2 separate regions of the Homo sapiens genome follow, and region 1 is linked to region 2. A link is an interaction called in ENCODE POLR2A ChIA-PET data of the cell type or tissue named here. Cell type or tissue: PC-3. All regions are shown on one strand. Each heading gives the region's core, and the rest is flanking DNA. Links, peaks and the distances in the headings are about the cores only. Region 1 holds the start of LSMEM2 (leucine rich single-pass membrane protein 2). Region 2 overlaps SEMA3F (semaphorin 3F).

The links. ChIA-PET counts read pairs that join two places held together with the same protein. Peaks named below come from ENCODE experiments on the same cell type or tissue, not always from the same donor. Only the 100,000 strongest peaks of a DNase experiment are listed, where the experiment ranks them.
Region 1: POLR2A ChIA-PET joins it to region 2 with 10 read pairs; 7 of 35 experiments call an interaction of 5 or more read pairs at or near these places.

Annotation. Positions count from the first base shown.
Region 1 is chr3:50,271,405-50,282,167 of GRCh38, forward strand. It overlaps SEMA3B (semaphorin 3B), which reads left to right. Exons shown (of 17, transcript NM_001290060.2): 6 at 1-76; 7 at 1,894-2,039; 8 at 2,131-2,242; 9 at 2,355-2,424; 10 at 2,509-2,653; 11 at 2,959-3,178; 12 at 3,439-3,530; 13 at 3,608-3,649; 14 at 3,898-4,055; 15 at 4,156-4,211; 16 at 4,301-4,440; 17 at 4,898-6,142. The coding sequence ends at 5,302. It overlaps LSMEM2 (leucine rich single-pass membrane protein 2), which reads left to right and starts at 7,683. Exons shown (of 4, transcript NM_153215.3): 1 at 7,683-7,767. The coding sequence starts at 7,710. MIR6872 (microRNA 6872) reads left to right here and starts at 1,832; the gene lies at 1,832-1,893. RefSeq lists enhancers at 1,771-1,970, 1,949-2,472. In PC-3, for the core only: CTCF peaks have their summits at 1,697 (motif pointing left), 1,898, 3,101 (motif pointing right) and 3,316; DNase peaks (open chromatin) are centred at 1,667 and 3,057; H3K4me3 peaks cover 578 bases.
Region 2 is chr3:50,174,072-50,184,834 of GRCh38, forward strand. It overlaps SEMA3F (semaphorin 3F), which reads left to right. Exons shown (of 19, transcript NM_004186.5): 4 at 1-43; 5 at 160-279; 6 at 1,025-1,117; 7 at 2,697-2,790; 8 at 8,213-8,332; 9 at 8,573-8,712; 10 at 8,833-8,947; 11 at 9,115-9,184; 12 at 9,349-9,493; 13 at 10,521-10,743. Among named protein-coding and RNA genes, the nearest start is that of GNAT1, 12 kb to the right of the region's middle. In PC-3, for the core only: a CTCF peak has its summit at 1,322 (motif pointing left); no DNase peak of the experiment used is centred there.

The DNA of each region.
Region 1 (10,763 bases), core at 1,566-9,565, 98 kb after region 2:
GACTTTACCATCTTTCGCAGCCTAGGGCAACGTCCAAGTCTCCGAACAGAGCCACACGACTCCCGCTGGCTCAATGGTGAGAGGCTGGTGGGGTTGGTGGGTAGAGGTCGTCACCCTCCCACAGGGCAGGTGCCAAGCAAGGCCCATAAAGTAAGTGAGCAGTGGGTGTGGCCAGGTCTTACCAAATACCCTCCTTAATCAGGCACTGGCGTCACAGAGACAGACAAGACAGGTATGACCGTGACCTCTTTGAGTTCACAGATCACATACATGATAAGATCAAGTCCAATGGCCTTGAGGCCAGAGAGAGACAAGGGAGGAAGGGAAAAGGAGACTGGGTGGCTGGAGGGGGTTGGGTAAAGGAAGCCGCTGTGCTGAGGGGAGTATGAGCTAATTCCCAAGCACAAGACAGCTAGCCAGCAAAATTTAGGGATGAGCATTCCAGGCAGAGGGAGCATTCCAGGCAGAGGGAGCAACTAGTGCAAAGGCCTGGATGCAAGAACAAGCAAAGGAATAGACTTGCAGAGCTAGCAATGAAAAGGGGGCCTGGACTGTCAGGGGCCAGAGTCATTTATTCTAAGAGTCATGGGGGCTGGGCACAATGGCTTGCACCTGTAATCCCAGCACTTTGGGAGGCTGAGGCAGACAGATTGCTTGAAGACAGGAGTTTCATACCAGCCTGGGCTACAAAGCAAGACAAAAAATAAAATAAAATTAGCTGGGGGCAGTGGCATGCACACACCTGTAGTCCTGGCTAGTCAGGAGGCTGAGATGGAAGGATCACTTGAGCCCAGGAGTTGGAGGCTGCAGTGAGCCATGATGCTGCCACTGCAGGACAGAGCAGACCCTGTCTCTAAATCAAATAAAAATTAAATAAGGGCTATGGGCTGGTGGGCACAGTGGCTCACACCTGTAATCTCAGCACTTTGGGAGGCGGAGGCAGGCAAATCGCTTGAGGCCAGGAGTTTGAGACTAGCCTGGCCAACATGGTGAAACCCTGTCTCTACTAAAAAATACAAAAATTGGCCGGGTGCAGTGGTGTGCACCTGTAATCCCAGCACTTTGGGAGGCTGAGGCGGGCGGATCACCTGAGTTCAGGCATTTGAGACCAGCCTGGCCAACATGGTGTAACCCCGTCTCTACTAAATATACAAAAATTAGTCCGGCATGATGGTGTGCATCTGTAATCCCAGCTACTCAGGAGGCTGAGGCAGGAGAATCGCTTGAACCTAGGAGGCGGAGGTTGCAGTGAATGGAGACTGTGCCACTGCATTCCAGCCTGGGCAATAGAGCGAGACTTCGTCTCAAAAAAAAAAAAAAAAGCCAGGTGTGGTGGTAGGCTCTGACTGTAATCTCAGCTACTTGGGAGGCTGAGGTTGCAGTGAGCCGAGATCGAGCACTCCAGCCTGGGCGACAGAGCGAGACTGTCTCAAAAAATAAATAAATAAACAAATAATAATAATAATAATAATAATAAAGAGCAATGGGACCCAGCAGAAGGATTTGAAGCAGGAGTGGGGAGCATCTGGTTATGCTAGAGAGGAAGATTCATGAGTGAAGGTGAAACCAGATTACCTCATCTCCCTCCTACCCCAGCCTAAGGTGCTGGGCGACGTGTGGGGCGAGATCGGAGGCTAGCCGGGCTTCACGCCTGCGCCCCCAGGTAGCCACGGTCTCTGCTGCCCCCTCGCGGCTGCTTCTTGCCTCGCAGGCCCTGATCCTTTGGATTCGGTCCGCGCAGAGCGCCAACTGGACATGGTGCTAGAGGTTGGGTGGTCAGACACTGTGATCCCGGGTGCTGTGCCCGCACTACGGGAAGGGGAAGCAGCGCGTGGGTCTCGCATCAGGAGGCAAGGCCAGGACCCGCTGACCCATGCCTCCTGCCGCGGTCAGAGCCCAAGTTTGTCAAGGTATTTTGGATCCCGGAGAGCGAGAACCCAGACGACGACAAAATCTACTTCTTCTTTCGTGAGACGGCGGTAGAGGCGGCGCCGGCACTGGGACGCCTGTCCGTGTCCCGCGTTGGCCAGATCTGCCGGGTGAGGAGTCCCTGGGCCACACCCGGCGACCCTGCCCCTACCCCTTTGCCTGCCCTGGTCTCGCCCTCATCCCCTTTGATCGTCCCGGCAGAACGACGTGGGCGGCCAGCGCAGCCTGGTCAACAAGTGGACGACGTTCCTGAAGGCGCGGCTGGTGTGCTCGGTGCCCGGCGTCGAGGGCGACACCCACTTCGATCAGCTCCGTGAGTGCGGGAGTGGGTATGGGGTTGGGGAGGGGGGCAGCGGCGCAGACTCCGGGAGCCCCCGCCGCAGCGGGGCTGTGCGCCCTACCCCAGCTAGGCCCCTTCCCCGCAGAGGATGTGTTTCTGTTGTCCTCGCGGGACCACCGGACCCCGCTGCTCTATGCCGTCTTCTCCACGTCCAGGTGAGGGGCAGGAGGTAGGGAGCGCCCGGGGCGGGCCGCTGGGCTCCACCCGGCCCCTCACCTCGCCCTGGTCTTCGCCTCCAGCAGCATCTTCCAGGGCTCTGCGGTGTGCGTGTACAGCATGAACGACGTGCGCCGGGCCTTCTTGGGACCCTTTGCACACAAGGAGGGGCCCATGCACCAGTGGGTGTCATACCAGGGTCGCGTCCCCTACCCGCGGCCAGGCATGGTTCGTAGCCCAGGGACTTCTGCTACAACCCACTTCAAAGCCTCAAGGGTTTGAGAACTTGGCCTGGGGTCTTCTTGGTGAATGTGGTTTCTTCCTTTAGTTATGGGTGGGAAAACGTTTCCATCATAAGACAAGGCTTGTTTCCCGCCTCTGACTTCCTAGGGCAAGGCTGATCTCCTCTCTAATTCTCAGGGCAGGGTTCTGTCCCCATCCCCCTCCATGTTCCCAGAGGCTGGGCATGGAGGGCTGCCTATCAAGCCCCCATATCTATATCCCTGCTGTGCCTCCCTTTCCCCCACCCCCAGTGCCCCAGCAAGACCTTTGGCACCTTCAGTTCCACCAAGGACTTCCCAGACGATGTCATCCAGTTTGCGCGGAACCACCCCCTCATGTACAACTCTGTCCTGCCCACTGGGGGGCGCCCTCTTTTCCTACAAGTTGGAGCCAATTACACCTTCACTCAAATTGCCGCGGACCGGGTTGCAGCCGCTGACGGACACTATGACGTCCTCTTCATTGGCACAGGTCAGGGTCCCTCCACAGCGACCCCCAGGCTCCCAGCCAGGCCCTGTGGGCTGCTGATGGAAGCTCTCCCTGTTCAGTCCCATCTCCACATCCTTTCCTGGGCTGTGTCTCCACCCTGTGGATGCTGCCCAACCCACACTCTTCCAGTCCACACTCTTCACAACCCAAACATGCTGAGGGTAGACGCCTCAAAGGCGAGGAGACACTAGCCCCAGCTGTCCGGGAGCACCAATGGTCATTACCCCTTCTCATCCCTGCAGACGTTGGCACGGTGCTGAAGGTGATCTCGGTCCCCAAGGGCAGTAGGCCCAGCGCAGAGGGGCTGCTCCTGGAGGAGCTGCACGTGTTTGAGGTGAGGCCTCACCCCCAGTCGCCCGGGACCCCCCCACCCCACTAAGCCCTGACCCCGTCGCCCCTCCTCCCTCTCAGGACTCGGCCGCTGTCACCAGCATGCAAATTTCTTCCAAGAGGGTGAGTGACCAGGATGGGGGTCGGGGTGGGATGGACTGAGCTTGTGCCTGGCGCGTCCCAAGCCTCTGGCCCCTTTTGGTAGTTTGCAGTCCCGGGTTTGAGTACAGGCTCTGGCTTTGTTAGACTGTGTGACCTGAGGCGTAAGACCTCAGTGTTCCCATCTGTCGAGTGGAAGAAGGGATCCCTGACCGATGGGAGGCAGGCGTGGGGTCGCCCTCGGTCAGCCCAGAGCCCCTCGTGCCCCCTAGCACCAGCTGTACGTAGCCTCGCGGAGCGCGGTGGCCCAGATCGCGTTGCACCGCTGCGCTGCCCACGGCCGCGTCTGCACCGAATGCTGTCTGGCGCGTGACCCCTACTGCGCCTGGGACGGGGTCGCGTGCACGCGCTTCCAGCCCAGTGCCAAGAGGTGGGCGGGGTCGGGGTTGGGCCGCCGGGAGGGAGGCGAAGGGTCTTTCACTGCCCGGGGCTGAAAGAAGGGCTCACAGAAGATCGGATGTTCCCCACAGGCGGTTCCGGCGGCAAGACGTAAGGAATGGCGACCCCAGCACGTTGTGCTCCGGAGGTGAGTGCCCCAGCTGCCCCTACCCTCAGCCCCAGAAGACGCCCCACCTGCCCTGCCTTGCCTAAATCTGACTTTCTTCTCGCCCCAAGACTCGTCTCGTCCCGCGCTGCTGGAACACAAGGTGTTCGGCGTGGAGGGCAGCAGCGCCTTTCTGGAGTGTGAGCCCCGCTCGCTGCAGGCGCGCGTGGAGTGGACTTTCCAGCGCGCAGGGGTGACAGCCCACACCCAGGTGAGCCTTACTCCGCCCTCCCCGCCAGGCTCCTGTCCCACCCCCTGCATCCAGGAGAGGCCCCGCCCTACCCAACGAAGCCCCGTCCAACCAGACCCACTCCCCGCCCTGTCCAGTTTGGTCCCTCACCTGCACTCCACAAGCTGCTGAGGCCCCATTGCGTCCAACGGGGCTCCCGACCCGCCTCCCCTGAATCAAGGAGAAGACCCGCCCTCGACCCTCCCATTAAGGTCCCTGACCACCCCCCACCAAGTTCATGTAAACCCCGCCTCTTTCGGATTCTCCCTTGAAGACCACCAGCTCCCAAACACTCAGCCTTAAAATGTGCGCCTGCGGGCACCCCTTTCCCGCTCCACCTCGGCTCCCAATGACTCTTTGCTTCTTCCGTCGCGTGCTAGGGCCCGGAAGCCCTGTTCCCGGCCCGACACCCCCGCCTCACGCTGCCCTCTGCCCGCAGGTGCTGGCAGAGGAGCGCACCGAGCGCACCGCCCGGGGACTACTGCTGCGCAGGCTGCGGCGCCGGGACTCGGGCGTGTACTTGTGCGCCGCCGTCGAGCAGGGCTTTACGCAACCGCTGCGTCGCCTGTCGCTGCACGTGTTGAGTGCTACGCAGGCCGAACGACTGGCGCGGGCCGAGGAGGCTGCGCCCGCCGCGCCGCCGGGCCCCAAACTCTGGTACCGGGACTTTCTGCAGCTGGTGGAGCCGGGCGGAGGTGGCAGCGCGAACTCCCTGCGCATGTGCCGCCCGCAGCCTGCGCTGCAGTCACTGCCCCTGGAGTCGCGGAGAAAGGGCCGTAACCGGAGGACCCACGCCCCTGAGCCTCGCGCTGAGCGGGGGCCGCGCAGCGCAACGCACTGGTGACCAGACTGTCCCCACGCCGGGAACCAAGCAGGAGACGACAGGCGAGAGAGGAGCCAGACAGACCCTGAAAAGAAGGACGGGTTGGGGCCGGGCACATTGGGGGTCACCGGCCGATGGAGACACCAACCGACAGGCCCTGGCTGAGGGCAGCTGCGCGGGCTTATTTATTAACAGGATAACCCTTGAATGTAGCAGCCCCGGGAGGGCGGCACAGGTCGGGCGCAGGATTCAGCCGGAGGGAAGGGACGGGGAAGCCGAGCTCCAGAGCAACGACCAGGGCCGAGGAGGTGCCTGGAGTGCCCACCCTGGGAGACAGACCCCACCTCCTTGGGTAGTGAGCAGTGAGCAGAAAGCTGTGAACAGGCTGGGCTGCTGGAGGTGGGGCGAGGCAGGCCGACTGTACTAAAGTAACGCAATAAACGCATTATCAGCCAAAGCTGGAATGGCCCCAGCAGAAAACCCCAGTCCTCGGCCTTGCTATGTGGTCTTGGGCACCTTACTAGCGGTGTCAGGGCCCGAGTTTCTCCTGTCCAAGGTTGCCTGGTGAGGATTAAAGGTGGTTCCGGCCAGGCGCGGTGGCTCACGCCTGTAATCCCAACACTTTCGGAGGCCCAGGCGGACGGATCACGAGGTCAGGAGATGGAAACCATCCCGGCTAACACGGTGAAACCCCGTCTGTACTAAAAATACAAAAAATTAGTCGGGCGTGGTGGCGGGCGCCTGTAATCCTAGCTACTCAGGAGGCTGAGGCAGGAGAATTGCTTGAACCTGGGAGGTGGAGGTTGCAATGAGCCTAGATCTCGCCGCTGCACTCCAGCCTGGGCGACAGAGCGAGACTCCAAAAAAAAAAAAAAAAAAAAAAAAAAAGGTGGTTCCGCGTGACTGAACAGGTTCTGTAGGGCCTTTGGGAATAGTGACACGCAGGGTACATTGTGCATAATATAACTTCAGGACTAAGTGCTAGGAAGAAAATAAAACTGGACCGGGCGCAGTGGCTCACGCCTGTAATCCCAGCATTTTGGGAGGCCGAAGCAGTCGGATCATGAAGTCAGGAGTTCAAGACCAGCCTGACCAACATGGTGAAACCCTGTCTCTACTAAAAATACAAAACTTAGGTGGGTGTGATGGCACGCGCCTTTAATCCCAGCTACTCAGGAGGCTGAGGTAAGATAATTGCTTGAACCAGGGAGGCAGAGGTTGCAGTGAGCCGAGATCGCCCCACTGCACTCCAGCCTGGGCAACAGAGCGAGACTCTGTCTCAAAGAAAAGAAAACTGGGTGATGTGGAAAAGAATGTACACAGAAGGCCTCACTGAAGGGGTGGCATTTGAGTTCGCTGACAAGACGGGGCTGGCCACAGGGCTATCTGGGAGCAGAGCATTCCAGGAGGGAACAGCCACCACCAAGCCCCTGAGGTGGTAACAAGCTTGTTGACTTTGAGGAACATCAGGGAGGCCAGTGTGAGACAACGGAGTGACAGGTTTGAGGTGTGTAGGAAGTAGAGCCCACAGTCTTGCTTTGCCCCCACTGGGAAGGAAGGGCACAGGGATCCAACCACAGAGGGAAAGCTGGAAGCTGGACCACCTCCTCCTTTCAAGGTAAGCAGTGATGCGCATCCTTACACAACCTTATGGGACCTGTCTGCCCTTGTGGAGATGGGAGCAGGGGAAGACCAAAACCGTGGATTGTGCTAAATGCTCCAGATGTTGTTCTCAGTGTACACTGCCAGGGAGGAGCCACTGTTATTCCGACTTTACACATGAGCAAACTGAGTTCAGAGAGGGGAGACCCTTTACCTAAGGTTGCAAGCTTAGTAACAAATGAACCAGCCTCCAACCTAGGTCCACCCACTGGCCAGCATGGGTGCTGTTGGTGTATCTGCCCACTTGTGAAGCTATCAGAGCCCTCATGGCATTGGGATTCAGTTGTCCATCACCCTCTATAAGACACACACAACAATAGCATTGTGTGCTAGCAGGTCATGCAGTGGAGGCTGCTGTGTTTGCTGGGAGGAGAGATGACTGGGCTGTGGGTAGGAGTCTGCAGGGGTAGAGGGGTGGCCAAATAGAGATGCACAGGCTTCCTTTGTCTGTCTTGGCTGCCACATGGGGCCTTGCTGAGCCTGGAGTGGCCATTCTGGATGTATGGGGGAGGTGTGCTTCCCCTTGAAGGTCCCTGGGCACCTGGACTAGTGGAGGCAGGCTCCTGGCTGGCTCCCTCACCAGGTAGATAGTTCAGGCTGGCCCACGTGGATCACTCTGCCCCTTCCCATGGCTGAGGGCTGCCCCCTCTAAATATAGCCCAGTGGGCTGAGCTCAGGCCTATTTTAGGCCAAGGCTGGGAGGCAGCCAGGCCTTCCCTGGGCTCACAAAGGAGCCACTGCTGCATTTGTCCAGTCCTGCTACTGGATGCCATCATTGGCCCCCGACTGCCCACTGCTTGCCATGCCTGAGGAGACCCAAGAAGGTAGGAGAGGGTGACCATGAGGGAGGGCAAGGCCTCAGTCCTGTGACCTTGTGGACCATGGAGAGACCCACCCTCTGTCCCACTGACCTCACTGTCTTGAGTAGTTAGTTACCCATTTTCATGCTCCAGCTCCAGTAAAAGGACCTGCCCCCTGTGCAGGGAGGAAAAGCCTGCCATGCCTGGAGCCCCTTGTCACCTCAGGCCCTGCTTCAGTTTCCCCTGCTGGGGACATCAAGGAGGGATGGGAGAAGCTACCCAGTTAGGAGTGGGTCAACTACAGGCTGTGCTCAGGTGGGTGTGGGCATCCGGTCAGCTGCCTGGCCGGTTCAGCTCTTAAGGAAGGAAGCTGGGATTGGGGTGGGTAGTGGTTCCAGAAAGCATTTGGGTACCTGTCCCATGGACTGAAAAGTAGTTAGGCCTCTGGCCTCCCCTGACTTGGGTCTAAATATCCCCAACTGCCTAGGGTTGGGGGTCCCTTGGCCTGGTCAGACAGAGACTCAGCTAGTCAAGAGCTTGGTGGCCACTCACCTAACTGCACCACTGCATATAAGAAGTACTGATGCTCAGAGGGGCCAGGGCAGCAGGAATCTAGGAAGCTACAGGTCCAGTACTGGCCAGGACGTAGGACTGTCTGCTCCATGGCTCCATGTTATGGCCCATGACAGAGCATGGCCCAGCTAGCAAGCTCCTCTTATCACATTTTCAACTTTTTTTTTTTTTTTGAGATGGAATCTCGCTCTGTCACCCAGGCCGGAGTACAGTGGCGTGATCTCGGCTCACTGCAACCTCCGCCTCCCAGATTCAAGCAATTCTCTGCCTCAGCCTCCCAAGTAGCTGGGATTACAGGCGCCTGCCACCATGCCTAGCTAATTTTTGTATTTTTAGTAGAGACGGGGGTTCACCATCTTGGCCAGGCTGGTCTTGAACTCCTGACCTCGTAAGCCACCCACCTCAGCCTCCCAAAGTGTTGGGATTACAGGGGTGAGCCACCGCGCCTGGCCTCAACTTTTTTTTTTTTTGTCACCCAGGCTGGAGTGCAGTGGTGCGGTCTCGGCTCACTGCAACCTCTGCCTCCCAGATTCAAGCTATTCTCCTGTCTCAGGCTCCCAAGTAGCTGGGATTACAGGCATGTGCTACCATGCCCGGCTAATTTTTGTATTTTTAGTAGAGACAAGGTTTCACCGTGTTGGCCAGGCTGGTCTCAAACTCCTGACCTCAGGTGATCCACCCACCTTGGCCTCCCAAATTGTTGGGATTACAGGCGTGAGCCACTGCCAACATTTTCAACATTGCAGGAGAGGGGCCTTGCCCCTGGTAGGGGGAAATGTTTACTTTCATGCATGTGTGTGTGTAGAGAAGGGTCTCCCTGGTCTTGAACTCCTGGCCTCAACCAATCCAATCCTCCCACCTTGGCCTTTCTTTTCTTTTTTTTTTTTTTTTGAGATGGAGTCTCGCTCTGTCGCCCAGGCTGGAGTGCAGTGGCGCGATCTCAGCTCACTGCAAGCTCCGCCTTCCGGGTTCACGCCATTCTCCTGCCTCAGCCTCCTGAGTAGCTGGGACTACAGGAGCCCGCCACTACGCCTGGCTAATTTTTTGTATTTTTAGTAGAGATGGGGTTTCACTGTGTTAGCCGGCATGGTCTCGATCTTCTGACCTCGTGATCCACCCACTTCGGCCTCCCAAAGTGCTGGGATTACAGGTGTGAGCTACCGCGCCCGGCCAGCCACCTTGGCCTTTCAAAGTGCTGGGATTAGAGGCATAAGCCACTGTGCCTACCCTCTTTTGGGATCTTAACAATAACATTTACTGTGTGTTTTTCCTGTAATAAACAATTCACATTCAATTTAGAAAGTGTGAGAAAAGCACAACAAAGTACAAAGAGGGAAATTTTTTTTTTTTTTTGAGACAGAGTCTTGCTCTGTCGCCCAGGCTGGAGTGCAGTGGCACGATCTTGGCTCATTGCAAGCTCTGCCTCCCGGGTTCATGCCATTCTCCTGCCTCAGCCTCCCGAGTAGCTGGGACTACAGGCGCCAGCCACCATGCCCAGCTAATTTTTGTTTTGAATTTTTTAGTAGAGACGGGGTTTCACTGTGTTAGCCAGGATGGTCTCGATCTCCTGACCTCGTGACCTGCCCACCTCGGCCTTCCAAAGTGCTGGGATTACAGGCATGGGCCACTGCGCCCGGCCCTTTTTTTTTTTTTTTTTTCTGAGACGGAGTCTTGCTCTGTCGCCCCGGGTGGAGTGCAGTGGCACGATCTCTGCTCACTGCAACCTCTGCCTCCCAGGTTCAAGTGATTCTCCTGTCTCAGCCTCCCAAGTAGCTGGGACTACAGGCGCCTGCCACCATACCTGGCTAATTTTTAAATATTTTTGGTAGAGACGGGGTTTCACCATATTGGCCAGGCTGGTCTCAAACTCCTGACCTTGTGATCCACTTGCCTTGGCCTCCCAAAGTGCTGGGATTATAGGTGTGAGCCACTGCGCCCGGCAGCAGGGAATTTTTTTTTTTTTTTTTTTTTTTTTGGAGATAGGGTCTCACTCTGTTGCCCAGGCTGGAGTACAATGGCATGATCACAGCTCACTGCAGCCTTGACTTCCTGGACTCAAGCAACCCTCCCACCTCAGCCTCCTGAGAAGCTGGGACCACAGAAGCATGCCACCACACCAAACTAATCTTTAATTACTTTTTTGTTTTTTGAGACGAGGTCTAGCTCTGTCGCCCAGGCTGGAGTGCAGTGGCTTGAGCTTGGATCACTGCAAGCTCCGCCTCCTGGGTTCAAGCTATTCTCCTGCCTTCAGCCTCCTGAGTAGCTGGGACTACAGGCGCCCATCACCATGCCCGGCTAATTTTTTGTATTTTTAGTACAGATGGGGTTTCACCATGTTGACCAGGCTGATCTTGAACTCCTGACCTCGTGATCCGCCCACCTCAGCCTCCCAAAGTGCTGGGATTACAGGTGTGAGCCACCATGCCCGGCCCTAATCTTTGATTTTT
Region 2 (10,763 bases), core at 1,087-9,086:
ACAGCGCATCGAGGAATGCGTGCTCTCAGGCAAGGATGTCAACGTGAGTTTGGTGGGATCCACAGGTGGGAAGGGGGAATCCACAGGTGGGAAGGTACTGCCCCCAGTGAGGGGGCAGGCCTGGCCAGGGCACCTATGCAGCCTTCCCTGTGGCCCCAGGGCGAGTGTGGGAACTTCGTCAGGCTCATCCAGCCCTGGAACCGAACACACCTGTATGTGTGCGGGACAGGTGCCTACAACCCCATGTGCACCTATGTGAACCGCGGACGCCGCGCCCAGGTAAGCCCCAGCCACCCTGGCCCTGTGCTGCCCCCGCTGGTGGCTGCATCCCAGGGTCCTGATGGGAGGAGGGGCTTCAGCCCCAGCCCTGCCACTTCCGAGCCTTTTGACCTTGGGTGAGTGACTTCTTTCACCTCGCTGAGCCTCAGTTTCTTCACTTGAAAATGGGGCTAACCGCTGCCTTTCTCACAGGTCGGTGTGAGGAGGAGGCAGTGAGCTAAAGCTCCCAAAGCTCCTAGCACTGTGCCTGGCACATAGTAAGCACTTGCTCCATATGTGGCAACAGCTCTCTTGGCTATGCCTGTGGACCGTGCCCCGACGGCCGAGCCAGAGGGCCTGGTGGGGGCCTTGCAATAGGAGGCTGGACCCCTGGGTCAGCTTCTACCATGTGGCCTGGGGGAGAGCTGCCTTCCACCCCCAGGGCCAGGGTTGTGGGGAGCTGCCCCTTCCCCAGCTCTGCCCCTTCCTGCCTGCTTCCACCCTTTTCCATTTCCATGTGGGCATGTGTGTGAGCTGGCGTGAACTTGTAGGGCATGTGTGAGAATGACTGGATCTGAGGGGCACCTGTGTGTGCAGGTGTGTGCCAAGCCTGTGTGTATGTATGTACACACGCATAGACGTGCTCTGGGGGGCCCACGTGTTCACGTGTGTTCCTGGCCTGTGTGGTGTTAGAGGCTGGCAGCCCGAGCCCGCTCCCCCAGCCCCTGCCACCCCCAGCTCTAACCCCTGTTCCTCGTCTTCTCAGGCCACACCATGGACCCAGACTCAGGCGGTCAGAGGCCGCGGCAGCAGAGCCACGGATGGTGCCCTCCGCCCGATGCCCACAGCCCCACGCCAGGTGGGCCTCATCCCTCCAGGCCTTTGCCAGGCAGCACTGCCTCTGAGCGGAACTCACCCTGGGCCTGCACCTGAGGCCAGCCTCCCCAGGGCCTCCCCTCTACCTCTGTGCCCACACCCTGTCCCCACCCCTTCCCCTGAAGAGCCCTCAGGCTCAGAAGGCATGCCCAGCTGGACTCATGTCAGCCTCAGTGTGACCCCTGCAGGCAAGAAATAATGAAGCCGCCAGGTGGGGAAGACAGGAGCCCTGGGGACAGCCATGCCTTAGCCCTCAGAAAGCATGTGTGTAGACACACAAGAGCACACACCGGTGTGGATGTGGGCCTTCCTCACTCAGCACCCAGAGTGGAAAGTGGCACATGAGTGCAGTCTGACACCTTACTCCCAGGTGTTCGTGCCCCATGCCTCCCATGAGTCATCTGTGGACACAGGTGTCCTGCACACTCATGTGCTTGGGGCGCTCTTCTCCCGTGTGGTATCTGTCCACTAGTGATGACCTGGGTCTGGGCTGGGAGAGCTGGGGCTGGGCAGGGGCGGGCAGGGGGGCAGGGGCTGCCGGTGAATGACAGAGCATGTTTGTGGTGGGGAGTGCAGAAATGCAGGATCGTGTGGATTCTGTGTGTGTGTGTCCATGGTGTGAGCAGGCGGTTCCGTGTGCTGGCGGTGATATGTTCAGAGCTGTGTGTGCACCCTTGTGTGTGCAGGAAGTCACGTGTGCAGTGTGTAGCTGGAAGTAGGCCTGTGTGCACCTTCCCATCGCCATCCTGCCACCTGCTGCCACCTCCTCCTGCCTCTGTTCCTCTCTCCTTGCCCCTTTCCTTCCCTCTGCCTGGCTTTCTCTTGTGGCCTCTGTGCTCACCCCTGTCCCAGTGCCTTTTCCAGCCTTCCTAGCATCTTGCAGGCTGGGCTGGGAGGCACAGGGGGCTTTGTGAATTCCATGTGGTCTGGGCTGGACTCCTTGACTCCTGGCTCCCTGGGGAGATGTGGAGCCTGGGGGCTGTGCTGAGGGACAGGAGAAAGGTCATGGCCCATTGGTCCATCCTGAGGACCACAGGTAGGACACAAAGCCTGAGGATACAGTAACCTTAGAGCTCTCTGGCCTGGCTAGACCTGATGGCAAAGGACAGGACCCCAGGCCCTTAACCAGTCACTCCTGCCCTGGCCAGGTCTGCAGCGCTTTCTTGACCCAAGACAGGCAGCCACAGCAAAGAGCTGTGCCTCTGTAGCCCAGGGGGCCTTGGCCAGTGTCTTTATGAGCCAGTTGGCATGGAGGGGCTTCAGCCCCTACAAGCCCACTCCATGTCCATCTCATAGCCCACAAGGCAGGGCCCCTTGAGACTTGGTCCCCAGGTCTTCCCTAAGACCTGGGACTAGGAAGCACCCCCCTTGGAGCCCACAGCATGGCCCTGCCCTGGGAGACCTGGCTGGATGGAGTTTAAGGCCAAGGAATGCTGGGGAGTGTAGGGGGTGGGCTCGGGGTATGCCTGGGGGCTCATTCTCACCCTGGGAGCCTGGTGACCCTTACACTTCCTGGCTGGGGGACTGGCCTGGACGATGCTGAGCCCCGCTCTGCCTTACAGGATTACATCTTCTACCTGGAGCCTGAGCGACTCGAGTCAGGGAAGGGCAAGTGTCCGTACGATCCCAAGCTGGACACAGCATCGGCCCTCATCAGTGAGTGCCCCCCAACCCCGCTCTACAGTCTCAATGTGTGGCCTCTGCCCCTGGAGATGGGGCATGGCACCAACACTTACCCAAGGGCAGAGACCATGACTAGGCTGTCCCTGAACTCCCCAAAAGGCCCCACCTGGCAAGGGGGAGAGGGTGCAGGCCAGACCCCACTGTGAGCTGAGGTCAGAGACTGGGTGGTAGAAGCCTCCGCCTGGCCCCTTTGGATGGGGGACCAAGGAAGCCAGGTCCTACCCTGAAACACACAATGTGGTCCATGCAAAGTCCAGAACCCTCCTGACCATAGGCTTCCTAGAAGAGAAGATAAGCCGAGTGCGTATCGGGGCTGGTCTGAGGGGCAGTCCCATAGCATGTTCTTGGTGTGTCTGAGAGGCTGGGAGAGCCCTGTAGCGAAGGACCAATGGAGAGTTCCGGCCCTGTGACCAGACGGGGAGAGCATGTTCCTGGTCTGGGTAGGTGTCTGGGAGGGTTGGGGGCTGTTCTCTGAGTAGGGGTCCTGCCGGGGTCTCAGGAGCAGCTGCTGCCCCTAACTGCAGGTTGGGTGAACCCATCACTGACCCTGGCTCATGCACGCTGCCTGTTTTCTGATTGTTCAACACAGTCTGCCTCTCAGAGCAGCTGTTGGGCACTGTGCCACCTCCAAGCCTGGGAAAGGCCCTGGGGTCAAGGGGCAGACATTATCCTCCCCCTCTTGGCAAGTGAGAAGGTCCCAGCCTGATGGCACAGCCCAAATCACTCTGATGAGGAAAGACAGGGCCTGCCCTGGGGGAGCCTCAGATGTGGTATGTTAGAGGCAAGTACATTATTAAATTTTCAGGAATTTTTTGAGCCAGTTGTTAAAGACAACTATTATTAAAAGTTAAGGCCAGGCTCAGTGGCTCACACCTATAATCCCAGCACTTTGGGAGGCTGAGGGGAGTGTATCATTTGAGGTCAGGAGTTTGAGACCAGCCTGGACAACATGGTGAAACCCTGTCTCTACTAAAAAATAAAAAATAAAAAACATTTTTTAAATTATATAAGTTTACGATTAAACATTAAAACAAAGGTAACAACAATAAAAAGTAACAAACACTCAAAACTAGCCGGGTGCGGTGGCTCACACCTATAATTCCAGCACTTTGGGAGACGGAGGCGGGCGGATCACCTGAGATCAGGAGCTCGAGACCACCCTGGCCAACATGGTGAAACCTTGTCTCTACTAAAAATACAAAAATTAGCCAGGCGTGGTGGCAGGTGCCTGTAATCCCAGCTACTAGGGAGGCTGAGGCAGGAGAATCACTTGAACCTGGGAGGTGGAGGTTGCAGTGAGCTGAGATCGTGCCACTGCACTCCAGCCTGGGCAACAGAGTGAGACTCCATTTCAAAAAAAAAGAAAAGACTTGAAAATTGAAATTGATCTATGGGCTGCAGAATGGATGTTGTGTTAGCAGGCATGAAAACAACATTTGTCTCCTTGCACACCTCCATCAGAGCTCTGATGGAGACCAAGACCAATAAGCAGTAATATTTTGAAAGGAATCTTTTTTTCTGAGCAGTGGGTTTAAAATATTCAGAAAACCGGCCAGGCACAGTGGCTCATGCCTGTAATCCTAGGACTTTGGGAGGCTGAGGCGGGTGGATCACTTGAGGTCAGGAGTTCGAGACCAGGCTGGCCAACATGGGTGAAACTCTGTCTCTACTAAAAATACAAAAATTAGCCAGGTGTGGTGGTGTGCACCTGTAATCCCAGCTACTTGGGAGGCTAAGGCAGAAGAATAGCTTGAACCTGGGAGGTGGAAGTTGCAGTGAGCTGAGATCGCACCACTGCACTCCAGCCTGGGCAACTGAGCGAGACTCTGGCTCAAAAAAAAAAAAAATCGGTAAACCATGCTGTAAGCAGATGTGCTGTCATTCAGGCTTTGTTGTTATTTATAGAGCTCAGGCAGAGTAGATTTTGCAAAATTCTTTTTCTTTTTTTTTTTTTTTTTTTTGAGATGGAGTCTCGCTCTGTCGCCCAGGCTGGAGTGCAGTGGTGTGATTTCAGCTCACTGCAAGTTCCGCCTCCCGGGTTCACGCCACTCTCCTGCCTCAGCCTCCTGAGTAGCTGGGACTACAGGCACCCGCCACCATACCCAGCTAATTTTTAGTAGAGACCGGGGTTTCACCGTGTTAGCCAGGATGGTCTCGATCTCCTGACCTCGTGATCCACCTGTCTTGGCCTCCCAAAGTGCTGGGATTACAGGCGTGAGCCACCACGCCCACCCCTATTTCACATAATTCTTAAGGGCCCTAGGGTTCTTGGAATGGTAAATGAGCACTGGCTTCAACTTAAAGTAACCAGCTGCATTAGCCCCTAATAAGAGAGTCTGACTGTCGTTCGAAGCTTTGAAGCCAGGAATTGATTTCTCCTTGATAGCCGTGAAAATCCTAGATGGCATGTTCTTCCACGAGAAGGCTGTTTCTTTCTTTCTTTTTTTTTTTTTTTGAGATGGAGTCTTGCCGTATTTCCCAGGCTGGAGTGCAGTGGCACCATCTTGGCTTACCACAACCCCTGCCTCCTGGGTTCAAGCGATTCTCCTGCCTCAGCCTCCCAAGTAGCTGGGATTACAGGCGCATGCCACCATGCCCGGCTAATTTTTGTATTATTAGTAGAGAAAGCGTCTCGCCATGTTGACCAGGCTGGTCTTGAACTCCTGACCTAAAGTGTTCCTCCCACCTCCGCCTCCCAAAATGCTGGGATAAGAGGTGTAAGCCACTGGCCCTGGCCAGAAGGCTGTTTTATCTGCATTGAAAATCGTGTTTAGTGTAGCTCCCTTCATCCATGATCTTATCTAAATCTTCTGGAAAACTTGCTGCAGCTTCTCCATCAGCACTTGCTACTTCACCTTGCATGTTTATGTTTTGGAGATGGCTGCTTTCCTTAAACCTCATGAACCAGCCTCCGCTGGTTTCAAACCTTTCTTCTCCAGCTTCCTCTCTTCTCTCAGCCTTCATAGAATTGAAGACAGTTAGGGCTTTGCTCTGGATTAGACTTTGGCTTAAAGGAATGTTGTGGCTGGTTTGATCTTCCACGTAAACCAGTAAAACTTTCACCATATCAGTGATAAGGCTGTTTCACTTTCTTATCATTTGTGTGTTTACTGGAATAGCCCTTCTAATTTCCTTCAAGAACTTTTCCTTTGCATTCACAACTTGGCTAACTAGTGCTAGCAGCCTAGTTTGGGACCTATCTCAGCTTTCAACATGCTTTCCGTACTAAGCTTAATCATTTCTAGCTTTTTTGTTTTTTTTTATTTGTTTGTTTATTTTTTGACAGAGTTACACTCTGTCCCCCAGGCTAGAGTGAAGTGGCATGATCTTGGCTCACTGCAACCTCCACCCCCCGACTCCCTGCTCCCCGGTTCAAGTGATTTTCCTGCCGCAGCCTCCCAAGTAGCTGGGATCATAGGCGCCCACCACCACCTCTGGCTAATTTTTATATTTTTAGTAGAAGTGGGTTATGCCATGTTGGCCAGGCTGGTCTCCTGACCTCAAGTGATCCCCTGCCTCAGCCTCCCAAAGTGCTAGGATTACAGGCATGAGCCACTGCACCTGGCCCATTTCTAGCTTTTGACTTAAAGTGAGAGATAATATGACTCTTCCTTTCACTTGAACACTTAGAGGCCATTGTGGGATTATTAATTGATCTAATTTTAATATTGCTGTGTCCCAGAGAATGGAGAGGCCCAAGAAGAGGGAGAGAGATGGGAGAATGGCCAGTAAGTGGAGCAGTCAGAACACACACAGCATTTATCGATTAAGTTCACTGTTTTATATGGGTGAGGTTCACGGTGCCCCGAAATAATTGCAATAGTAACATCAAAGATCACTGATCACAGATCACCATAACAGACAGTTTGAAATATTGCAAGAATCACCAAAATGTAGGCAAGGCGCGGTGGCTCATGCCTGTAATCCCAGCCCTTTGGGAGGCCGAGGCAGGTGGATCACCTGAGGTCAGGAGTTCGAGACCAGCCTGGCCAACATGGTGAAACCCCGTCTCTACTAAAAATACAAAAATTAGCCAGATGTAGTGGTGGGCACCTGTAGTCCCAGCTACTTGGGAGGCTGAGGCAAGAGAGTTGCTTGAGCCTGGGAGGTGGAGGTTGTAGTGAGCTGAGATGGTGCCACTGCACTCTAGCCTGGGTGACAGAGCAAGACTCCATCTCAAAAAAAAAAAAAAAGAAGAATTACCAAACTGTGACACAGACACAGAGACACAAAGTAAGCATATGCTGTTGAAAAAATGGTGCTAACAGACTTGCTTGACACAGGGTTGCCACAAACCTTCCTTCTGTAAAAAATGCAGTATTTGCAGTGCACAAAGCCCAGTAAACTGAGGTGTGCATATGCTTCCTAATTCTTTCACTACACTTTATTGTTAGCTATGCTCTTTTTTTGTTTTTTTGTGTTTTTTTTTTTTATTTTTGTTCCTGCTTTTTGAGACGGTTGTCTCACTGTGTCACCAGGCTGGAGTGCAGTGGTGCGATCTCGGCTCACTACAACTTCCGCCTCCCAGGTTTAAGGGATCTTCCTGCCTCAGCCTCCTGAGTAGCTGGGACTACATGCGTGCACCACCACGCTCAGCTAATTTTTTTGTATTTTTAGTAGAAACAGGGTTTCACCACATTGGCCAGGATGGTCTCGATCTCTTGACCTCATGATCTGCCAGCCTTGGCCTCCCAAAGTGCTGGGATTACAGGAGGCATAAGCCACCATGCCCGGCCTCTTTTTTTTTTTTTAAGATGGAGCCTTGCTCTGTTGCCCAGGCTGGAGTGCAGTGGCATGATCTCGCTCACTGCAACCTCCGCCTCCCTGGTTCAAGCAATTCTCCTGCCTCAGCCTCCCGTGTAGCTGGGATTACAGGCACCTGCCACCATGCCCAGAAAATTTCTGTATTTTAGTATAGGTAGGGTTTCACCATCTTGGCCAGGCTGGCTTCCAGCTCCTGCCCTCAAATGATCCACCCACCTGGGCCTCCCAAAGTGCTGGGATTATAGGCATGAGCCACTGCAGCTGGTCTATTAGCTATGCTCTTGAGGTGATTTACATTTGTTGTGTCTGTGGGGTAGAAATACTGTACAGTGGTGTTGGCAGCTCTTCCTGATTTTGCTTTCAGTGACCTCAGGTTGGTAGCTTGAAATTAGTTGTGGCAGGAGTATTCACACCACAGAAATGGGCTATTGCTACTAATCAGAGCTGATAGTTACTAATCCCAACCCTCCCAGAGCCAGTGGTGAAACACTGACCAGCACTCCACTGGAGATAGGATCATGCCCCAGGGAGCCTGAGCGGGGAGATAAGGCCCTGCCCTGGAAGTCATCTGAGCTGTGCCCTGGCCCTAGCAAACAGCAGCCCCCCAACTGACCCACTGGCCTACCCACAGATGAGGAGCTCTATGCTGGTGTGTACATCGATTTTATGGGCACTGATGCAGCCATCTTCCGCACACTTGGAAAGCAGACAGCCATGCGCACGGATCAGTACAACTCCCGGTGGCTGAACGGTAAGCGCAGCCCCAGGAGCCCTTCCGTGGCCATGTGTCTGGGATGCGGCAAGGAGGTCGTAAAGAAGCACATGTGGGGGAAGTGGGGACATGTTTAGCCTATGACTACCTGGGGCAGGGGTAGTTTCTTATCTGGAGAGGAGTTGGGGGTGTTCTTGCACCTGGCTGGGGATTCTGTTGGAGAACATCAGGGGCACCATCAGAGTAGGGGCTCACCCAGCTGACCCCTGCCACCTGCAGACCCGTCGTTCATCCATGCTGAGCTCATTCCTGACAGTGCGGAGCGCAATGATGATAAGCTTTACTTCTTCTTCCGTGAGCGGTCGGCAGAGGCGCCGCAGAGCCCCGCGGTGTACGCCCGCATCGGGCGCATTTGCCTGGTATGCATTGGCAGAGCCACCAGGCTGCCCCTTCCACCAGTTCTGGCTTCATCAGCCCTGCTCCAGCCAGGGCTTGGGGTCAAGAGCTGATCTGACCCGGCCTCTTGCCCCACCCCCCAGAACGATGACGGTGGTCACTGTTGCCTGGTCAACAAGTGGAGCACATTCCTGAAGGCGCGGCTCGTCTGCTCTGTCCCGGGCGAGGATGGCATTGAGACTCACTTTGATGAGCTCCGTGAGTGCCCAGCAGGCAGGCAGGGTGCTCTGGCTACAGCAAGAGGGATAGAGGCGGGATGGGCGATCAGGGTGCCTTTGGTGGGCCCCCTCCCCTGTGCAGGAGTGGGTGGGGCCCAGGGGCTCCCGCCCATGGCACCCTCCAACACCTTCTCCCTCTGTCCCCAGAGGACGTGTTTGTCCAGCAGACCCAGGACGTGAGGAACCCTGTCATTTACGCTGTCTTTACCTCCTCTGGGTGAGGCTGGGGTCAGGGCCAGCAGTGGCAGGGAGTGGCCCCGTTGGGGGATTGTAACTCGTGGAGAACCCCAGCCCGGTGGCGAGCTGTGGGGAGGGGGCAGTTTGGGGAGGGGCCCTAGGTGGAGGGTCTGTCCTGCTCAGCAGCGCCTGCCATGCCCACAGCTCCGTGTTCCGAGGCTCTGCCGTGTGTGTCTACTCCATGGCTGATATTCGCATGGTCTTCAACGGGCCCTTTGCCCACAAAGAGGGGCCCAACTACCAGTGGATGCCCTTCTCAGGGAAGATGCCCTACCCACGGCCGGGCACGGTAAGGACCCCACTCATCCTGCCTCTCCCCTTTCTCTTCTTCTAAGAGGCCTCTGGGTCAGGCTCTTTGCAACATGGGCCCCACCATCATGGCCCTCCCAGCCAGCGGAGGCGGTGAGCTGTAATGCACACACAGACGGGCCTTCACACACAGTGTCAAGCTGTGGAGGAGCCCAGATGGGATTCTGGGACAAAGATGGTGGGTTGGGCGTGGTCGGCTGCTCCTCAGAGGGTCCTCTGTGGGGCTGTTTGGGAGCTGAAGGTTGGGGGGAAGCGTCTTCCCTGCAGGTGCTGGAGGCAGGCTGGAGGTTGGCTCAGCTGAGGAACAGGAGGCAAAGAGCTGGGGAGGGGCAGGGCCAGGCCTCAGGCAGGGTCTCAGAGGTCACAGAGGCATGTCACTTTATCTTGATGTGACACCGGCTGATGTGGGAGCCTAAGCAGGAGAGCAGCGGATCTGGTCCAATGCAGTTCTGACTCCATGTAGTCAGGACTGGGCTGGAGAAGCTGGTCTCAGTGGGGGACAGGGGAAGCTTCCCTCCAGAGGTAACCTGGAGTCAGAAGGATGGGCCAGAGGTAAGCTGGCCATGACGGGGGGCAGGCTGAGCCCAGGTTCAGGGGACAGCTTCAGGAAGGAGGAGAGTGAGCCTGGTGTGTGACAAGGACGTCGGGGCCTGCAGTCCAGCTGTGCAGGAGGGAGACGGGTGAGACCCTAGGAACAACCAGAGAGGAAGGAGATGACAGGGGTGGGGAGGGGGACATGGAAGGGAGTGGTCCGCTTGGCCAAATGCTGCCACGAGGTCATGGCACCTGAGGCCAGGGAGGTGGCTGTGGCATTTGGCCACCTGGGACCTTGGCCAGAGCAGGACCTGTAGAGGTCAGGTGCAGGGCAGAAACTTGGAGAGCGGGTTTGGGGAGAGGAGCAGGTTGAGGTAGTGGGGACAGACAGTGCAGCGGCCTCTTCTGAAGCTAATGGCTCCAGCCTGCCCTGCCCAGGCAGCCTGGGACTGACACTCGCCACCTGTCCACAGTGCCCTGGTGGAACCTTCACGCCATCTATGAAGTCCACCAAGGATTATCCTGATGAGGTGATCAACTTCATGCGCAGCCACCCACTCATGTACCAGGCCGTGTACCCTCTGCAGCGGCGGCCCCTGGTAGTCCGCACAGGTGCTCCCTACCGCCTTACCACTATTGCCGTGGACCAGGTGGATGCAGCCGACGGGCGCTATGAGGTGCTTTTCCTGGGCACAGGTACCCACTGCTGCTCCCGG